Regions from separate parts of the Mus musculus genome. Here region 1 is linked to region 2. A link is a loop called in an ENCODE intact Hi-C map of the cell type or tissue named here. Cell type or tissue: gastrocnemius. All regions are shown on one strand. Links, peaks and the distances in the headings refer to the core of each region. The heading gives the core; the rest is flanking DNA. Region 1 overlaps Gm33004 (a long non-coding RNA gene). Region 2 overlaps Tex9 (testis expressed gene 9).

Region 1 (5,380 bases), core at 323-5,322, 47 kb after region 2:
AAAAACGTTTTTGAGACAGAGTTGATGTAGCTCTAGCTGCCCTAGAACTTGCTATGTAGACTAGGCTGGCCTTGAACTCACAGAATTCTCCTTGCCTTGGCCTTTTGAGTGCTGGGACTAAAGGTATGTACTACCATACCAGACAAAAATCAACCTTTTGACAGGCATGGTGGTACATACCTATATCTGAGCACTCAGGAAGATGAAAGAAGAGGATTATGAGCTCAAAGCAAACTTGGCTACACAGGAGACTGTCTCAAAGGATGAGAAGGGTAAAAGTAAAAGAAAGTCAGTTTGCTTCCCAAATAACACATCCAATACAAATAGTTACTTTCTGTAACTAAAGAGACATACCTTTTGTCCCAGCACTCAGAATATAAACATATAACTTACATACTTACGCTTTTCTTAAAATTATAAATTTATAAAATAATCTCACCCTTTCTCTCATTTATCAACTCTATGTGCTGCATCTTCTATTTGTTGAGTTTGGAGTTTCCATAAACATGTACGGTTCTTTTATTCTACTCTTTAGCTCTCTGCTTGGCTTGAAACAGGTGGGCTGGTGATTTTGGGCAATGTGACAGGCATGCTGGGAGATGTGATCTTTGTTTGTAGAGGGGCCTTCTCTCCTGGAGTCCCTTGTGACTGCTCTGTTCCTTGCCTTGCAGGATCTGTGAATGCACTTTAACTATAGGCATTACAAGCAGATGAAGGGAAAGAAGCTGGCAGTATCTTCGTCAGTCCCTCTGCTCATTACTGTAGGATCTGCTGTTCACTAAGTCCCATATTTCTTCTACCTTCTCAGTAGCCTGGAGCCTGTATTTGTGGTACAAATGTTCTAGTTTGTTTTCCTAAGGTTTGATACCATCTCCTAAAAGCATCTGCATCGGGCTGGAGAGATGGCTCAGTGGTTAAGAGCACTGACTGCTCTTCCAGAGGTCCCGAGTTCAATTCTCAGCAACCACATGGTGGCTCACAACCATCTGTAACGAGATCTGACACTCTCTTCTGGAGTGTCTGAAGACAGCTACAGTGTACTTACATATAATAAAATAAATAAATTTTTTAAAGCATCTGCATCTTTGCTGGCACCTTTTGATCACTTACCTATTAGTTACTCCACACTCCCATCTCTGTCTTTTCTGTGATTCCCTAAGTGTGTGAGGAGGGAAATGTAGTCCAGTCTTAAATCCTAATTTAACTTTTCCTACCCAGGATCTTCAGTTAAACTCTTTCAGGACATCATGAAACATCATTTATGAGTGACAACTTATGATCTTGCCATTTTTATTTCCAAATATTTTAAAAGAAACTGTATATCTCTAACATAGAAAGAAAATTTAAGCCCACCTCCTGTGATATTTCTGACAAGACTGAAAACAACAAGATAACTTTCATCAGTAGAGAGGGTTTTTAGTCTTGAGTCATCTGCCTTTCAAAAAAAATTGGGTAGTCTCTTCAGTTGTCCTTTAAAAAACTTTCTCTCTCTCTCTCTCTCTCTCCCTCCCTCTTTCTTGTATAAGTGTTTTGCTGCTTGTACACCCACGTGCCAGAAGAGGGTATCAGATGCCCTTATAGATAGTTGTGAACCACCATGTGCTTGATGGAATTTCACTCCATGTTCTTAACCACTGAGCCATCTCTCTAGCCCCCTCAGCTGTCCTTTTTAAAAGTATCCTTTCACAGGAGCAAGAGACACTGGCTACAGAACTGTGCTTTCTAGCCACTTTCTCCATCTCTAACACTAACTAGCAATCACTGACAAAGTTAACATTTTTAGAGAGAAAAATTGAGCTAACAAGTTATCCCGTTTTAGAATTCTACTGCCACCCCTGCCACATCAACACCTACCTACTGATAAGCCTGTTTAGAGTCCATTGGGAGCTCTTTAACGGTTTTTAACACTAATTAGCCAAAACCTTCTTAAAACAGGTAGAAAGAACAGGCCCTTATCGCCTACATTTTGGGAGTTTTTCAAGACCTTAATATGAATGGTTGATTTCCTTCTTCTTTAGGAACCTCAGGAGAAACACTGCCTTGGAGTTCCTTGAAGTAGTCCTTGACGTTTACCAACTGGTTATAAATGTCTTCTCTTCTGCTCTCCTTGGTATTTGTTATTTGGAGGAATTGCTGCTGTACACCTCTACACACTCTTATAATTTTCTGAGATGGGGTATTAGTCACATCTGCGTTTCTGTGACTTAAATACCATAGAAATGACTTAAGAACTTCAGAGGAATGTAGTTCAATGGTAGAGCATTTGACCAGCATGCATAATGTCCAAAATTCAATCCTTGGTTGCTAAAAAAAAAAAAAAAAAAAAAAAAAGGCATGGGTGTTGGAAGTGAAACACATATGGGAAGAAAATACTATCCTGGCTTACAGATTCATCAGGGGAGCTGCAGCAGAATGGCTTAGTCCATGGAGCATGTGGTAACTTATCACATGGCAGGGGACCAGGAGGCAGTCTGAAGCCAGAAGCAGAGCTCTATTCATGACCTACTCCAAGTAACCTAATTCTACCAGGGAAGCCCATCTCCTAAATGGTGCCAGCAGCTGAGAAACAAGCATTCAAACAAAACCTTGGGGCTGGCAAATGCTTTAGTAAGTAAAATACTGGCCACACAAGCCTGTTTAATCCCCAGCAGCCATGTATAGGTAGAAGAGAATGTACTCCACAGAGTTGCCCCCTGACCTCTGCACAGGTTGTGTGGCACACACAATCCCCTTTTTAATAGTAAATAAATAAACAATAAAACCTGAGCTATAGGGGATATGTTAGAGTCAACCAATAACAGATGGTAACTCTGAGTCTCTATGTTTTCTCCTTGGGGTACACAAGGCTACTGCTTGCCATCTAGTGCTGGGCTGTCTTGATATCTGTTGGCAGTGTTTGAATGTCCTTCCATGCTGATCAGGACTCTGGAGTCAGCTACTCAGGAGCAGTGTGGTAAGGATCTGTACTTCATCAGATTTTAAGCAGTTACACAGTAACCAGGCTGTTGTCATTTTTGTTTCCTGGCTAGTTTTTTTTTTTTTTTTTTTTTTTTGCTTCTCGGTTTCTTTGTATAAGCTCTTGTTCTATACATCAGGCTAGACTCGACCTTACTATGTAGCCCAGGTTGGCCACAAACTCATCATCCTGCCTTAACTTCTCCTGAGATCTGGGATAAAAGTATATACTATCATGTCTGAGTCCACTTTGCTTTTCACAACTCCTGTCTTTGTCTGGTCTTCTACCATTACCCTACTCTTCACCTCTCTTCTCTCCCTGCCAGAAGTAGAAAAGAAGGAAAAAAATCACAAGTATTTAGCACATACTCCCATAAAGTATTGCAATGTTACTTTCATGAATGGTTTTCATTGAATCCATAGTGTAGTTGTGCAAGGGAGTTTTTATAATTGCCACTTCTACCAACTGGGAAAGAAAGTCAAAGAGCTAAAGAACTCCTAAAGCATAGGGCTGAAGTCAGGCAGAATGTTAGCCTCTGACACCCACACAGCCCCTTTGAGCGTAGCTTCAATCCTGGCCTGTCTAGAGTGTGGATCTGTATCCACATGAGAAACTGGACATAACTGATTGTTTTCTTTGAGAACAATGAACTGGCCTGAATTACTTTAGCATAAAGGCTAAAGAGTCTCAGGACCAGATGTCAGCCTGAACAGATAAAAATCAGCTGCTGAGAAGAGCTGTACAGTCTCACAGAGAGATGAATTGTAAGTGCAAATTAACTAAATCCTCAACTCCCCGCTATTATTCAGCTATGTTATCAAGCTTTCTTCCTAGCCCATACCCTTTTCTTTATTCAATCTTTTGTTTCTTAAAATGTTTAAAATTCAGTCACTCAATTCAACAACATGGACTGTTTGGCTACTCTAGCAGTGACTACCTTTTATATTGCAGATACAGAGAATAAAAACACACTTTAAGACCATATATGATTCACAGCATTCAAAACCACAATACAGGAAGGCTAGAAACAGGAATCAAGAAATACTCCTATTCTGAGAAAGTGTCTGACATAAGGCAGTGCAAGGTATTATAGAAGACCCAGAAAAGAGATGGAAGTGTGGGTGGAGTGGGGAGTGGATGAGGAAACTGCTGAGGTACACTGTGTGATGATGTGTCTCTGTATATTCAATTGCTAATTCTGTACTGGCAGAAAGCTAAATGCTGGCAGGTTCTGGTTTTGCCATTTCTGTGGCCCATAACTAGGCTTTCTATTTTGTAAATATTTGTTATTCCTCACCTGCCTAAGGTAATCAAGAATGTATCAACAGAGAAACCCTGTCTCGAAGAAAAAAAAATGTATCAGAGATTGCCTCACTACTGGTTGGCTGTAATAAAAATCTGCAGGCCAATAACAGGACAGGAAGTTAAGGATAGAACTTCGGAGAGCAAAATTGAGACAGAGACACAGACACACACATGCTTAGAGAAGAAATGAGATGTGGGAGATTCACCCAGCTGACATGGAGGTAAACAGATGGACCAGAACTGAACAGAGAGGTAGAACTAGCCACACAGCCAGATGTAGGCTAGTTAGTCAGGTTACATTTAGAGTAGCTAAACTACCCTAGCTAAAAGGCCTAAGCTATCAAATATTAAAAAGCCTTTGTGTATTATTTATATTGTTGGCAGGTCCAAGAAAGTCCCACTATAGGAAAAACTTCAGAGAGGATGCCATTCTGAACCAATGAGAACCCTCATATGATCAAGAACGTCTTTGTATGTAGAAGACTTTATTGGAAGAAGACAAGAGTCACATCAAACCTGCTCCCGGGGACTGAGAAGGCAAACTTGTTGCTAGAGCAGCACCTGAAACTGTCTATGACCAAATACTTGACAAGAAGCAACTTACAGAAGAAAATACTGGGGCTGGAGATTAGCTTAGTCAGTAGAATGCTTTCCCAGCATGCATGAAGCCCTGGGTCCAATCCCCAGCCCCACACAAAAGCAGAAGGATCAGAAGTGCATTGCTCTGGTAGCCAGCTTAGAACAGGCGAGACCCTTTATAGGGTGGAGAGATCTATTTTGGCACATGGAGTAGCCCATCCATCTCTGTTGGGAAAATATTTTCCAACTGGCAAAAGATGTGGTACAGGCATAGTGGCAGAAACTGCTTGAGGCTGAAGCAGTAGGAGTGTGAAACTGCTTGGTCACATCTAGATGGATGAACAAATGGAGCAAAACAGATGCTGGTAACTCACCTGGCTTTCTCCTTTTCCCTGCTTTGTTCAGTCTTGGAACCCAGCCAATAGAATGGTGCCACTCACATTCTGAGTGGGTCTTCCCTGCATCACAGATATGCCTAAGAAAAATGTACCTTATTAATGATCAGGTGTTTCTTCAGTATCAGCAAAACAGCCTCTCACA
Region 2 (5,380 bases), core at 249-5,248:
AGGACTTTGCTTCCAAATTTCAAACAACCGTTTCATCAAATATCCTGCTTCTAATATTTGACAACTCCTTCCCTCAGAAGGTTCCACAGTGACAACTATCCAGACTTGGAGGACACAATCATAAACAAGCCATGAAGGAACAGTTAAGATTACAGAGAGGCTGGGCATGGTAGCACACCCCTTTAATTCCAGCACTTGGAAGGCAGAGGCAGGCGGATCTCTGTGAGTTTGAGGCCAGCCTGGTCTACAAAAAAGGAGTACAGGACAGCCAGGGCTTGTTACACAGAGATACCCTGTCTCAAAAAAGAAAAAGAGAAAAAGAAGAAGAAGAAAAAGAGAAGAGAAGGGAAAAGAGAAGCATCCAGAGAGGGCTTGGATTGAGTCACTGGATAAGTACGAGGACCATAGTCTGGACCCCTGGCACCCATGTAAATCATTGCCTATGCGTGCAATCCTGGAGCAGTCTATTCGGGTTGATTAAAGGAACGGGGCAGTTCTTGGTTCAGTACAAGACCCTGTCTCAACAAATAAGGCAGAGTGATTGAAGAAGATGGAGTGTCAACCCTGGCCCCAGAGTCAACCTCTGGCCTTCAATACACATGTGTGTATATACATTTGTACATATAACACACACACACCACAGCCTTACACTAAAATAAATAATAATAATAATAATAATAATAATAATAATAAAGATCCCTGTAGCCCTTCATCTGGTTTAGGCTGACTGACTTCAGTTCAAAAGGTTACCTTTACCTTAAAACCCAATTTTCTGTTTCCTAGCATCTGTGGAAAATAACTTTGTCATTATTTTAAAAACAAATCTTTAACTTTCTGATGACTGTGAGAGAATCTTGTTCCATTTTAAGGAAACCTTACTATTTTCTTGTCATGTTTTAAACATAAGGACCTGAAAGTTTTAATTTACCTAATCACATGTCTAAAAAGAAGAAGATATAAAGGTCTCACCAGAGAATACATACACACAGATTAGATGCTAAGAAAAAACAAAGCCACTGTGGAGCCTAAACATCCCCAGTGACAAATCCTAAAAATATGCAAATAGGTAAAAGAGTCGAAAGTCTTTTCTCTGGTTTTGAGATGAGGTCTCACTAAAAGCTTTTGAAATTTGAAATAAGTTGTGTCAACCTTGCACATATCCACTTTTTCATATACCAAGGTTTTATTACTTGAATTTTCAAGATTGCTAGATACAAGGAAAGTTACCTGTTGCCAAGAAGCCAGTTTCCCTTTCTATTTTCCTAACATGGGGGGCGGGGGGGGGGGGAATCAAACCAACAACTAAATCAGCAAGTTACTCTCCTTGACTTTCTTATCTGAACAGCGTGCTGAGTGTTGGTACTCGAGGATGACTTATCTCTGTTAGATCATCTCTGATGACCTTTGAACGTGGAACAAGCGGTCCCGCAGCATGAGGGGCCTCAGATGGACTCACTGAAATTCTCTAGTTAAGGTGCCGTATGCTGGCTCCTGGTACTTGTGTCAGAAGACTAGCCAAGGTCTCTGTTTCTAGCCAGTGTTACTGAGAAAATTCAGAATGCACCATCAGCTATGAAACGAGGCGGTTTCTAAGTCATTGTTTGTTTTGTTTTGTTTTTTTCTATGAATGCAAGCTTTTTTTTTTTTTTTTTTTTTTTGGTTTTTCGAGACAGGGTTTCTCTGTTTAGCCCTGGCTGTCCTGGAACTCACTTTGTAGACCAGGCTGGTCTCGAACTCAGAAATCTGCCTGCCTCTGCTTTCCGAGTGCTGGGATTAAAAGCATGCGCCACCACGCCCGGCGCAAGCTTTATTATTAATGTACCTTCTTCCATAGACAGACACCTGCCCCAACAAAGAAGTTGAAAAGTCAGAAATCCTGTGACATGCCATCTCTGCTTTGGTAACCAGAAGAGAGCTTGAGCCTCTTTAAGGCTTCCAACGCTTCGGGGAGTCCAACGCCATTCTGAGGACACTCCTTGGAGTTCTTCTGCCTGGCAGTCCTTCTTGTTGTACAGTAGTGACAGTGCGTTATCCAACCCTTGTAGCCCATTAAAAACCATCTGTGCCTCATCTCTCTTTGATGCTGAGTGAAGAACCAGGATCTGATGACTTCTTTCCACAGTATGAGCTCCTCAGCCAAGGCCTGCAGAGTTTCCTTCTTAGGGTAATGGTCTGTCTCCAAGTGCTTTTTTAGCTTCTGCAACTGCTCAGAGGTCAACTTAAAGGTTCTTCTATCCTTTAAGTACAGATAATGAGTTGTCTTCATCTCAGTTTCTTCCATCATGACGACTGCTCACTTGAGTTCCCTCCTTCAGTTTGAGGCTCTTCTCTCTAAGTCATTGTTAAGGTACTGATTGTCCTAAGGAAGCAATCCCATCAGGATGATGCAGAACTCACTTTATAGAACCAACAAAAGGCCCTCACGTCAGTGTCCACCTCCTCTAGGGCAGCAGACATCAAGGCACTGACTGAGGACTCTGCTGACACATCTGTAACAGTTACCACCAAAAATGAGAGTGCCATTTTCCTGCCTCACCCTAACCTGAGGAGATGCTCCAAGGCCAAGGCCTAAAGGTCTGAATTTCACAAAAAGCCTCTATGTGCTCAATGCTCAGAACTGTGGCCCCATAATACAGCCCCTCCCTACGAATGGCAGAAACCTGAGGTTCAGAGAAGAAGGTAGCAGGTGATATATGAAAAATTCTTTCTTTTCCCATTGTTTATCCACAAGTTCAGAAAGAATCTGGCATAGAACATGGGCCACTCTAAAGATCTGAATAAACCCTCCAAAGTTGTGCAGTCACCCAATTACAACAACAGCCAAACCATAAAGTTCTGACTAGTGGAAATGTCCTACTATTAAAATGAACATTCATCATGACATGAAGAATTTTAATTTCAAAAGTCCTGTTTTCTGGGCTGGTGAAATGGCTCTGTGAGTAAAGGCTTAACGTGTAAGCTTGGCCACCTAAGTTTGATCCCTCAACTGCATAGAAAATGTAGAAGGAGAGAACCAACTCCATGAAGCTGTCCTTTGACCTCCCCAGGAGTACCATGGTATGTGTGCCCCAGCCCACCCCACACATCTCTCACCCCACTCACCCCCTCCCTGCAACGAGTAAACAAACAATGGTTTCCACTGCTTCCAGAGGGTGAGCACTCCTGAGGTGAGCACTCTGGGGGTGAGCACTCTGGGGGTGAGCACTCCCAAGAGTGAGCACTCCCAAGAGTGAGCACTCCCAAGAGTGAGCACTCCCAAGGGTGAGCACTCCCAAGAGTGAGCACTCCCAAGAGTGAGCACTCTGGGGGGTGAGCACTCCCAAGGGTGAGCCCTCCCAAGAGTGAGCACTCCTGGAGCTGTGTGGTTTTGCATACCTTGTTAGTTTGCCTGAGTTTACTCAGCTCCACTTTATACTTTTCTGCTTCTTCAAGAGCTCGATTCAGACGGACCTCTGTGGCACTCTGACTTGAGGCAGCCTGTTTTTGTAATCTTCTTTTACTTTCTAATTCCTGTGCAGTTAAAAAATAGGGAGTATTGAAATATCGTCAGTTCCCTTTTATGTCTGACATTATTTCATTTCTGTGTTTCTTGCTTTCATTCACACAGGGCTGCAGGCTAAGCATCAAGAGACACAGTTCTCAGGGGTTTCTCACCCAAAATGGGTATTCGAAAAAGACACCTAAAAATGTACTTGTGACTGCCTTTATAATTTTTAAAATTTCTACCCTTTTGTTTTTGTGGGGGGTGGGTGCTTTATCTGCGTGCATGGCTGTCTCTGCACCTCTTGTATGACTGGTGCCTGCAGAGCCCAGAAGAAGGCATCGGATCTCCTGGAGCTGGAGTTACAGACGGTTGTGAGCCGCTATGTGAGTGCTGGGAATTGAACCTGGGTCCTCTGGAACAGCAGCTGGTGTTCTTAGCCACTGAGCAATCTCTCTAGCTCCAGTGAATATTGCTCTTTTTGTTTAGTATTTTCTGCCTCCTTCTACTGATTCAAAACACTATATAATTATCCTCCATATCTATTTTAGGAGCACAACTTTTAAAACTTAATTTTTCTGGAGTCAGGATCTTGCAGTGTAGCCCAGGAGGGGCTAAAACTCTCAAGCCTTTTGTGTCTGCCTCCTGAGCGCTGAGATTCTAGGCATGCGCCTCCACATCTAGCTCACTCAAGGCCTTCTGCAAACCCTCCAAAAGACCAATGTAAGAGATCATTTGCCCATAGACAGTGCTCTTGGAGAACTGACCAAGTCTACTGCCTGAAGAAACAATAGATAAAGGGAGGACTGTACATTAGCCCCACTGGGATTCTCCAACCTGAGCAGAAACAGCATTACCTTGTAAAGTATGGGGTATTTGTGCAATTATTCTAAGCTATTGAGCTGCTGCAAGTGGACGGTTAATGTTTGAAGAAAATACCTCACCTCATAAACTCGGTGTTAACAACTCCCTCCCCCACCACGCATGTTCCATTAGGGGCTTCCACGGCACTGTTTGCATCTCTCCCTGTGGACATGGACTTTTCTCCTCCCGTACATCCCCTGTTACCTAATGTGATTTGATACCTTTTCTTGAGGGCTTCTAGACCATCCTGATAATGGTTTAGCACAGCATCTGCTGCAGGCGCTAAAACCATTTCCTTGCTTGCTTCTCCCTCTGCAGTGCAAACTTTTAAAGCTATCAACGGTTTTCATTTCTGTAGTCCCAGCATCATAGTTGCATGTAAAAGGCACTACCAGTATCTTCATAAAGGCTTTAAAGATTGCTCGGTGATTAAGAACATTTGCTGCCAACACTCATATTAGGCAACTTGCAACAGCCTGTAACTCTAGTTCCAGGAATCCGATTCCCTATTCTGGCCATAGACAACCATATGCCCTTGGTGGACAGGCATGCAGGCATACACATGCATATAAATAATTAAATATTAAAAATGACTCAGGTGGGCTGGTGAGATGGCTCAGTGGGTAAGAGCACCCGACTGCTCTTCCGAAGGTCAGGAGTTCAAATCCCAGCAACCACATGGTGGCTCACAACCATCTCGTAACGAGATCTGACTCCCTCTTCTGGAGTGTCTGAGGACAGCTACAATGTACTTACATATAATAGATAAATAAATCTAAAAAAAAAAAAAAAAAAAAGACTCAGGCTTGTCTTGTAATATTGACACCTCTATCGCATCCCACACAATACATGGCCGGGCTGGCCCAGAGCCTCCAAGAGCACTCAGTACACCCAGGAATCACTGTAGAGACAGAGCTCACTTTAGACACTTGTCTTTTTAAACATTTCTTCCTTGGCTATATCACATCATCTTTGAAACTCATCTCTGTGGCTTTGAGTAATTAAAGGGAAAAACAAAACAAAACACATGCTGCT

What was found. Peaks named below come from ENCODE experiments on the same cell type or tissue, not always from the same donor. Only the 100,000 strongest peaks of a DNase experiment are listed, where the experiment ranks them.
Region 1: it touches region 2 in a loop (2.6-fold over the local background); 4 of 42 quality-filtered maps call a loop at or near these places.

The regions. Positions count from the first base shown.
Region 1 is chr9:72,516,987-72,522,366 of GRCm38, forward strand. It overlaps Gm33004 (a long non-coding RNA gene), which reads left to right. Exons shown (of 3, transcript XR_379620.4): 2 at 2,846-2,953; 3 at 4,646-5,220. It overlaps 4930509E16Rik (RIKEN cDNA 4930509E16 gene), which reads right to left. Exons shown (of 3, transcript NR_045735.1): 2 at 5,215-5,315; 3 at 1,264-2,304. Among named protein-coding and RNA genes, the nearest start is that of 4930509E16Rik, 12 kb to the right of the region's middle. In gastrocnemius, for the core only: no CTCF peak of the experiment used is centred there; a DNase peak (open chromatin) is centred at 2,463.
Region 2 is chr9:72,470,283-72,475,662 of GRCm38, forward strand. It overlaps Tex9 (testis expressed gene 9), which reads right to left. Exons shown (of 12, transcript NM_009359.4): 10 at 3,376-3,510. Among named protein-coding and RNA genes, the nearest start is that of Gm33004, 16 kb to the right of the region's middle. In gastrocnemius, for the core only: no CTCF peak of the experiment used is centred there; no DNase peak of the experiment used is centred there; H3K27ac peaks cover 335 bases.